Regions from separate parts of the Homo sapiens genome. Here region 2 is linked to region 1. Evidence: chromatin loops called from intact Hi-C (ENCODE). Cell type or tissue: natural killer cell. All regions are shown on one strand. Links, peaks and the distances in the headings refer to the core of each region. The heading gives the core; the rest is flanking DNA. Region 1 has its middle 62 kb from the start of REL-DT. Region 2 overlaps PUS10 (pseudouridine synthase 10).

Region 1 (4,394 bases), core at 105-4,104:
ATATTCACAGAGCTGTGCAGCTGTTGTCATCTCAGTGCCTTTCAGGTTATTTTCATTATTTCAAGAAGAAACTTGCACCCCAAAGTCACCTCTCCCCATTGTGCCTACTCCTGTAGCCCTAAGCAACTTGCTTTCTGTGCCTATAGATTTGCCCATTCTGGATATTTCATATAAACCTCTCTGATTTTATCTACTTCTGAAACCCTGTTCTCTACCCATTTTCTCTTCCTCCTTGCGTGCCTTGTACACCCCCAGCACACCTTCTTCCCAGGGTCTTTGCACAGTTTCCCCCAACCCCCAATCCAGCTTCCCTGATCTCTCCATGGCCACACCTCTCAGGGAAGCCTTTCCTGAGTTCCCTCCTCCCCCCTGGCCCCGCCCCCACATGCCCCACTTAATTTTTTAAGTGTAATAAGTATATATTATCACATGGCACTAATCATCATGTATTCCATGTTTCTCTTTTAATCATCTGTGTCCTCCTGTCACTCATGGAACATCAGCCCCAGAGGCAGGGCTTTTACCTCTTTTATTCCCTGCTGTACCCTCAGTGCCTTGAACAGCACCTGAAATAGAGAGATACTCCATAAATATTGTCAAATGAATGGCAGGAATGGGATGTGAACACAAGTCTGTCAGACTTCAAAACCTGTGTCCCTAACTATCATACTTAAAGATCGTAGAGAATGCAAACGATTTAAACTCGTGGCAGTGGCTGGGTGCGGTGGTTCACACCTGTAATCCCAGCACTTTGGGAGGCCAAGATGGGCGGGTCACCTGAGGTCAGGAGTTTGAGACCAGCCTGGCCAACATGGTGAAACCTGTCTTGACTAAAAATGCAAAAAATTAGCCGGGCGTGGTGGTTCATGTCTGTAATCCCAGCTACTCTGGAGGCTGAGGCAGGAGAATCACTTGAACCTGGAGGCAGAGGTTGCGGCGAGCCTAGATCACACCACTGCACTCCAGCCTGGGAAACAGAGTGAGACTGTCAAAACAAACAAACAAACAAACAAACACACTTGGTAAAAGTAAGAAAGGTCTAAAGCCTATGCCCAGTGTGGTGGATGCTGGGCTGCAGTAGAGGTGTTGATAATGCCAGCTCCCAGGAGTGTTGGCAGCTGGAGCTTGCAGCTGCATCTTTTCCAGGGTTTGCCCTGGGCTGAGGAGAAGCTGCCTCACTCAAGGCCATTACTACTTTCTAGAGCAGGGGCTGTATCCCATGGTCAATACAAGGGTAGCAACCTGCCCTATGCTCCAATTTCAAAGGGCCATCCTTGCTCCAGAGCTCCTTGTGGCATTGGTGGAAGCCATTGTTTCCACAGCATTAAAGTTCAGCTTCTTCCTCTATTCATCTGGCTTCCTGCTCTCCCCACACAGGTGTTAATCTTGACAGCATTCCCCAATAAACTTTCTGTGCACAAACTGCCGTCGTGGAAACTGTTTCCTGGATAATGCAACCCGTGATGCTCAGAATAATTCATTCGATGGCTTCCCAAGGAGGTTGAAGGATCTATGGGTAGGTGGACACAGAACAAATAAGCTGGGCCCCTGAAAGCCACACCAACAAGCAGAGGAATCAATCGTACCTGTGTTTTCGTGACCCCAGCTCATCATATCCCTCTTAACAAACTAACATGGGAAGGAAGAGAATGTGATGTGCAGGGTCCACAGTTACCGCCACGGCTCTGAAGCATCCCTTGTGTGAAAACAGCTCCATTTCTTGGCCAAGCTCCATTTCAGACCCTGAGCTTGGGCTCCCTGTCTGTACTGTGACCTCACCCTGTGGAGTCCAACGTAGAGTGACTCATGAGTCATCAGGGGTTCGATCAACATTTCCTCTTGGCTACATATCCCACCCCCACCCCAAAGTCAGTGATCATCCCCTTTGGGAGCCTGGCTGCTGAGGGGGAAAGAAGGGGAAAGTGAGTCAGTCAAGAAATGACAACCCCAAGGGGGCAGCAGTATCCCTGCCTGAAGTCTAGATAAGAACAGGCAAAAGTATTATTAAAGTCATTCTTTCCTGTCAGCCTTTTCAGTTGAATAAGAAATGGAAAGGTGGTACCCTCCCTAGTGTGGGAGCAACTTGAGGGCCGGTATCACTTGTTTTTTGTAATAATAAAAGCCAGTCCTTGGTGGGGTGTGGTGGCTCACATCTGTAATTCCAATGCTTTGGGAGGCCAAGGTGGGAGAATCACTTGAGGCCAGGAATTCAAGACCAGGCTGGGCGATGTAGCAAGACCCCATCTCTACAAAATATATATTTAAAATTAGCCAAGGATAGTAGCACACCCATGGTCCTAGCTATTTGGGAAGCTGAGTGGGGAGGATCCCTTGAGCCCAGGAGTTCAAGGCTGCAGTGAGCCATGATCTTGCCACTGTACTCCAGCCTGAGCAACAGAGCGAGACCCTGTCTCAAAAAAAAAAAAAAGAAAGCCAGTGCCCACATAGCGAGACTATGTCCCAAGATCTGTTCTGAGTACTTAACATATATTCACCAATTGAATCCTCGTAACACCACAGTGAGGAAGAGACCATTATTCCCAGCCCTGTTCTGCAGATGAGGAGACCAAAGCACAGAAAGCTAAAGAATGGATGGGTCTGTAACCTGCTCAGGCCACACTGGTTATGAGTGGGTTCCACCACCGTCCTACACTGCCGGTATGTATCATCCAGGGCTGAAGGCAGTGCCTGGCCTGGTGGGGTGCACTGCCCCTGTGGTCCTTCTCACAGCTGGCCACATACCCCTCAGATGCAGTGAGCGGCCCACCAGACACCTGGCTTACAGAGAACAGGGGTGAAGGAGAGCTGCAAGCCTTCTCTCAAAGCCTCCCTTCCTTCCTGGTGTCTGTGGGCTGAGTGTGTCTCCCTCTGGCTTGATTCATGGTTTTTGCTCTCTCTTTGGTGCATTCATTCTTTCCAGATTTTTTACTTTCTTTCCATTCGCTCACAAGGGAAGACCTGCTGAGGGCGGAAACATCATGCATGAGTTAAAGGAGAACAATGGGTGAGAGGTGCCGAGTAAGCCTCGAGTGTGGCGGCTGTGTTGTGGTTCCCGAGCTTCCTCCACGCCGGATCTGATCTTCAGTGACGCCCAGCAGGGCCTACGGAGACATTCATCACTTCCTCCCTCAACGAAAGGTGTGAACCCAAGAAACTTTTCCTCTTCTATGTCAGGTGGTCCCTGTGCCGACTAGAGCAGGATCTATCTAGACTGTGGTTACTTACCTGTCCTTTCAGGGCGCCATTGTGTCCTTGTCCCTACAAGCCCCTACCCTACCCGACATGCACACAAGAATTTAGCGATTTGGGAGTTTTAGTTTTAGTTTTTGTTTTATTTATTTATTTTGGAGACAGGGTGTCGTTCTGTCACCCAGGCTGGAGTGCAGTGGCATGACCGAAATGGTAGAGTTCCCTGATCCCCCCGCAGGATGCACAACAGGGGTGTGGCTCACCTGTTGGGTCGCCACCGCCACCGTTGCTCAAAGCCCTTAAGGGAGGGGGAGCACGCAGATGGACAGGTGCAGGGGCCCAAGTGGGCGTGTGTTACAATGTGCCCCTTTAGCCTTGCGGTCCATGGACGGCTCAAGTGTTAACCAGCTCCGTGGACCCTCTGCCTTTCCGCAAGGGCAGAGGGCCAATGTGACAGCTTTCTGTATCCTAAGCTCTTGTCCAGCATCCCAGAAAAACCAGTCACACACGAACTTGAAGGATAAATGTGAGAATTTCACTGAGTAGTGGAGGTGGCTCTCAGCGGGGATGGATAGAGAGACAGAAGCAGGGGATGGAGTGGGAAGACAGTCTTCCCCTGGAGCCGGGCCGTCCAGAGCTGAACTCCTCTCCCACCACCAACAGCCCAACTCCTCTCGGCGTTCAGATGTTTCTCCTCTTCTGTCTTTCTCTGCCGCGCCCTCCATTCCACCCTGCATCTGCTTGTCTTCTCATCTTTTCACCTGCTTGTCTGCTTCTGGAGCCTGGGGTTTGGTGTTTATATGGGTACAGGATGGTACAGGATAGGGGCCATGGCAGGCCAAAAGGCAACTTTTGGGGCGTGAAAACAGGAATGCCTGTCCTCGTTTAGGGCCACAGGTCTTCAGGCTTGAGGGTGAGGTCTTTGCCGGGGAACCACCCTGTTCTACCCAGTACTTCCTTGTCTCCTGTCCACATCACGATCCTGGCTCTCTGCAGCCTCAACCTCCCAGGCTCAAGTGATCCTCCCACCTCAGCTTTCCTAGTAGCTAGGGCTACAGGTATGTACCACCACTTCTGGCTAATTTTTGTATTTTTTATAGAGATGGGGTTTCCCCATGTTGCCCAGGCTGGTCTTGAACTCCTGGGCTCAAGCTATCCACCTGCCTTGGCCTCCCAAAGTGCTGGGATGTTAGACGGCAGCTACT
Region 2 (4,394 bases), core at 132-4,131, 140 kb after region 1:
TGCACTCCAGCCTGGGCGACAAGAGCAAGACTCTGTCTCAAAAAAAAAAAAAAAAAAGAAAAAAAGAAAGTAAACTATTTTTATAAGAAGAGGTGGGGGCAGATGGCAAGAAGTATGCACATGAACAGGCACTCTACCATGACATGCTCAGGTATAGGAAAATGTCACATGTGGCAAAATGCATGTGCTTTACATATATTGTCATGTGTTTTATTCATGTATTTAATCTCAGCATCAGTTCTATTAGATAAGTGCTATTTTATATTTATTTTTGACAAATGACCAAAGATAATAATAGCATTGCCAAGTGTTTCCTATGTGCCAGGTACTGTTCTAAGTGCTTTATCTAATTAAACTCATTTAATTATTTTAACTAATTTTATAGATGAAGAAATTGAAGCAGAAAGAGGTTAAGTAACTTGTCCAAAGTCACACAGCTCAGAAATGCAGATCCAGCATTTGCACCCAGGCAAACTGTCTTCAGAGTGGGGGTCTTCCCCACTGGCCACGCTGCCGCTCCAGGGGGTTAGATGAACTGCCCAGTCCTTCAGCTAGTCAGTGGCAGAACCAGGCTTGGAACCCAGGTCTTGCTGACCCCAAAGCCCATGCCCTGTGACTTGCTAGTAATAAATTAGAAGACAATGGGATCTTTGATAGGCAACAGAAAAATGAAATAAAAAGAATAAGCACACTTAAACTACCTTTATGTCATTTAGGAATTCAATGTCTTTCTTCTGTATCGCTTTATTTGTCCAAATTAAGGCACTGTAGGTCTTTGTCTTTTCTTCTTCACCTTCTTTCATATGTCCTATTGCCTCTCTAAACAAAAACAATTTTTAGAAGTTTGTCCAAATAAACAAAATACAAAAAAACCTTGCCCTGAATTAGCCTTTCTTTAAAAACAGTTTACATATAATTTCCCAGTTTTAACTGTACAATTCAATGATTTTTAGTATGTTTTCAGAGTTGTGCAGCTATTACCACAATCTAGTTTTAGAATACTTTCATCACCCTGAAAAAGAAACTTTGTACCCATTAGTGTCACTTCTCATTATTATTCTCCCCCAGCCCTAGACAACCATTAACTGACTTTGTATCTCTATAGATTTACCTATTCTGAACATTTCACATAATGAAATCATACAGTACGTGGTGCTTGGTGACTGGCTCCTTTCATTTCATAATGTTTTCAAGGCTCACCCAGCTTGCAGCATGTGTCAGGACTTCATTCCTTTTCATTACCAAATAATATTCCATTGTATGGATATATCACATTTTGTTTATTCATAGACACTTGGGTAGTTTTCCACTTCTTTGCTATTGTGAATAATGCTATTATAAATATTCATGTACAAGTCTTTGTGTGGATGTTTGTTTTCATTTCTCTTGTATATATAATATCTAGAAGTGGTTAAGATTTGCATTTCCCCAATGACTAATTATGTTGAGCATTTTTTCATATGTTAATTGGCTATTCCTATATCCTCCTTGGAGAAATGTCTACTTAATCATTTCCCCATTTGTAGTTGTGTTGTTAAGAGTTCTTTATATATTCTGGATGCAATTCCCTTATCAAGATATGTGACCTGCAACTAAAACGTCCCTTTTGAAATCATCTCCAATGAGCCTACTCTTACCTTGTGACAAGCTGCAAGTCACGTACTTGGATTTTGTTAGATGAGTTATTAATTTTCTGTAGTAGCAGAAAAAGAAAAACAATTAGCAAGTCTAGCTCAGTTACAGAATTGCAGAAACATGACGATTTCCATGGCATGAAGTGGTTTACCTGCTGAAGTTCCTTAATTTCTTGTGAAGTGAAATGTACTCTATGAGGATTCACCAGCTCAATTGCAAAGGGCCTTCCTGGCAGCACACACCCCGTCATGAAACAGAAACGTGTTGATGGAGTTAACATTTGGGCTAATGCAAGAGGGTTAGGAGGTGTGAAAAGTGGGTTGAGCTCTAGAGGACTGAAAGTTTAGTGACATGACTACATCTGAGGGAGGGAAGAATGTGTGAGAAGAATCAAGGGGCTTTTTGCAGGGCTGCTAAACCCCAGCACAGGCAATATGTGAAAATGACTGCTTCCCCAAAGGCCCATGAACAAGCCTGTGTTAATTACAAAACACAGTTTAAATAACCACTAATTAACTTAGTTACACTAATGTAAAGTTGTCACATGCAGCAATGCCCTGTTGAAATCCATCCTTCTAGCCTGATCCACTAGTGAAATGGAAAAGCTTTGGTTCCATGAGAGGAAGGAACTATAAGCCTCAAACAGTTCAGGATTAAATGTCATCATCTTTCTGGTAATGCAATAGGGTAAAATGAGAGACATGAAGGTTAAGACAGCAGAATCACTTTTTAAATGAAGATGTACATTCTGAAAACTGTACTGGTCCTTCTGAAATGTTATTAAATGAAAAAATTAATAATCAAACTTTTGGAAAAAAAATCAAGCACCTCTTTGTTAATGCACATGCAAGTCCCTTATAACCTATAGGTATGCAATCAGGATGGCCTCTGAAGAAATGATTCCTGTTAAGGTGTATTTCATATAATTCATAAAGGGGCCTCCATAATCCACAAAGCTTCCTCCCTTGGAGAAGCTCTGGGCCTTGCTCACTTTGTTTTTCACTGAGTGACTATGCTAAGCCTGCTGTCTAGAAAGGATGATAATCAGAAAGTTAGTTCTAATCAGGTGATGCTGTTGCAGTCTTACCATTTCCTAATGTTCTCACATCTACATCTTCTCTTCCAGAGGATGAAAAATTAAAACCTTTGAAAAGCAGATAAAGAAAAAAAAATTAGAGACATCATAGCTCTAAGATATTCATTCCCAACCTTTGCTAGAAACCCAACTGAAGGTCTTGAACAATCTATAGGAGAATCCCCAGGGAGAGTCATCATCCCACCTCTAATGTCAATCTCTACTAAAAATAGTAATGCTAATAGTAAACACCATTTATTGAGAACTTATTATATGCCAGGCATTGGACTAAAAATGTTATATATATAATTTAAATTTTATTTATTTATTTATTTATTTTTAGAAATGAGATCTTACTCTGTCACCCAGGCTGGAGTGCAGCAGCGTGATCATGGCCCACTGCAGCCTCAAACTCCTGGGCCCAATCAATCCTCTTGTCTCAGCCTCCCAAGTAGCTGGGATCACAAGTGCACACCAGCACACCTGGCTAATTTTTAAATTTTTGTAGAGATGAGGTCTTGCTTTGTTGCCCAGACTGGTCTTTAACTCCTGAATTCAAGCTATTCTCCTGCTTTGGCCTACCAAAGCACCGGGATTATAGGTGTGAGCCACTGCACCTGGACCATGTACTATTTAATCCTTATTATAACCTTATAAAGTAGGTATAAAATAAAAGAACACCAAGCTTCAGAAAAGTTAGGTAATGTTCCCAAGGTCACACAAGTAAATGGCAGAGCTAGGTGTTTCTGACGTTAAAATCCAACCTTAACTACCATCCCATGGGAACGCCAAGGCAGAGTCCTGTTTGGAAGAAGAGCCCACCACCCCTCTGGCCATAAGCGTATGGTGAAAACTCTATAATCTTTCTTTCTTTCCTTAGAACAAAGCAAAAACAGTCATTATTTAAGAATTAAACACCATGAAAGGAAAAGGAGGGAAAAAAAGGTTTGACTCTAAGAAGCAAATTCATTATATATGATTATACATGTCATGAAACCAAAGCTGGGACCATGACAGAACCAGCGTATGCTCTGCGATAAGTTGATCGTCACGGACTAAAAGCTGCAAATATTGGAAGGAGAAAATTAAAAAAAAAAAAAATGTAAGGGGCTTACACAACAACTTTTTTAGATATAGAACTAGGCCAGGCAGGATGTAGGAGTCTGTGAACCACTAAGTCCCAAAAAACTCTCCCTTCTGTGTTTACACTCCAGTGTGAAGTTACTAATAAATCCATAGCAATATCGGTATCTTCTAATCAGAGTCAACAGACTCAACCTGTAGTGCTAACAACAGATGGATGGCCATAGTTCAATGGTGAATTCAAAAAGGGCATCTGGGAAGCTGAAGATGCAGACTCCTTGGGGCTAGGATTTGTCTTACAGCTGCCCACCCCTGTCTCCCGGTCAGCCCCGTCAGGAAAACAGGGTGTCCACAGTGACTGAACAAGAACCTGTGACTGGCAGGGGTGAAGGGAATGAACAGGCCTCAAAGAAATAAGTCTACTAGTTACTGAAGGAGCAGAAATCTTAAATTCATAAGTCAGCCATAAAACTTCCCACAAATTCCAGCCCATCAGTAAGAAAGAGGTGTAGAAAGCTAGGCCCTTGAGAAGGCCACAAAAGCATTTGATTCAGACTAAAGGAGAAGCCATATTTACTGATCTTTTAGAAAAATGTTTCAA

What was found. Peaks named below come from ENCODE experiments on the same cell type or tissue, not always from the same donor. Only the 100,000 strongest peaks of a DNase experiment are listed, where the experiment ranks them.
Region 2: a loop joins it to region 1, with 6 times the contacts of the local background. A loop is called at or near these places in 2 of 110 quality-filtered maps.

The regions. Positions count from the first base shown.
Region 1 is chr2:60,816,634-60,821,027 of GRCh38, forward strand. No RefSeq gene overlaps it. Among named protein-coding and RNA genes, the nearest start is that of REL-DT, 62 kb to the right of the region's middle. RefSeq lists a silencer at 3,023-3,072. In natural killer cell, for the core only: a CTCF peak has its summit at 1,972 (motif pointing right); DNase peaks (open chromatin) are centred at 1,928 and 3,088; H3K27ac peaks cover 2,231 bases.
Region 2 is chr2:60,952,296-60,956,689 of GRCh38, forward strand. It overlaps PUS10 (pseudouridine synthase 10), which reads right to left. Exons shown (of 18, transcript NM_144709.4): 12 at 2,723-2,779; 13 at 1,787-1,863; 14 at 1,638-1,693; 15 at 702-819. Among named protein-coding and RNA genes, the nearest start is that of PEX13, 63 kb to the right of the region's middle. In natural killer cell, for the core only: no CTCF peak of the experiment used is centred there; a DNase peak (open chromatin) is centred at 1,956; H3K27ac peaks cover 1,855 bases.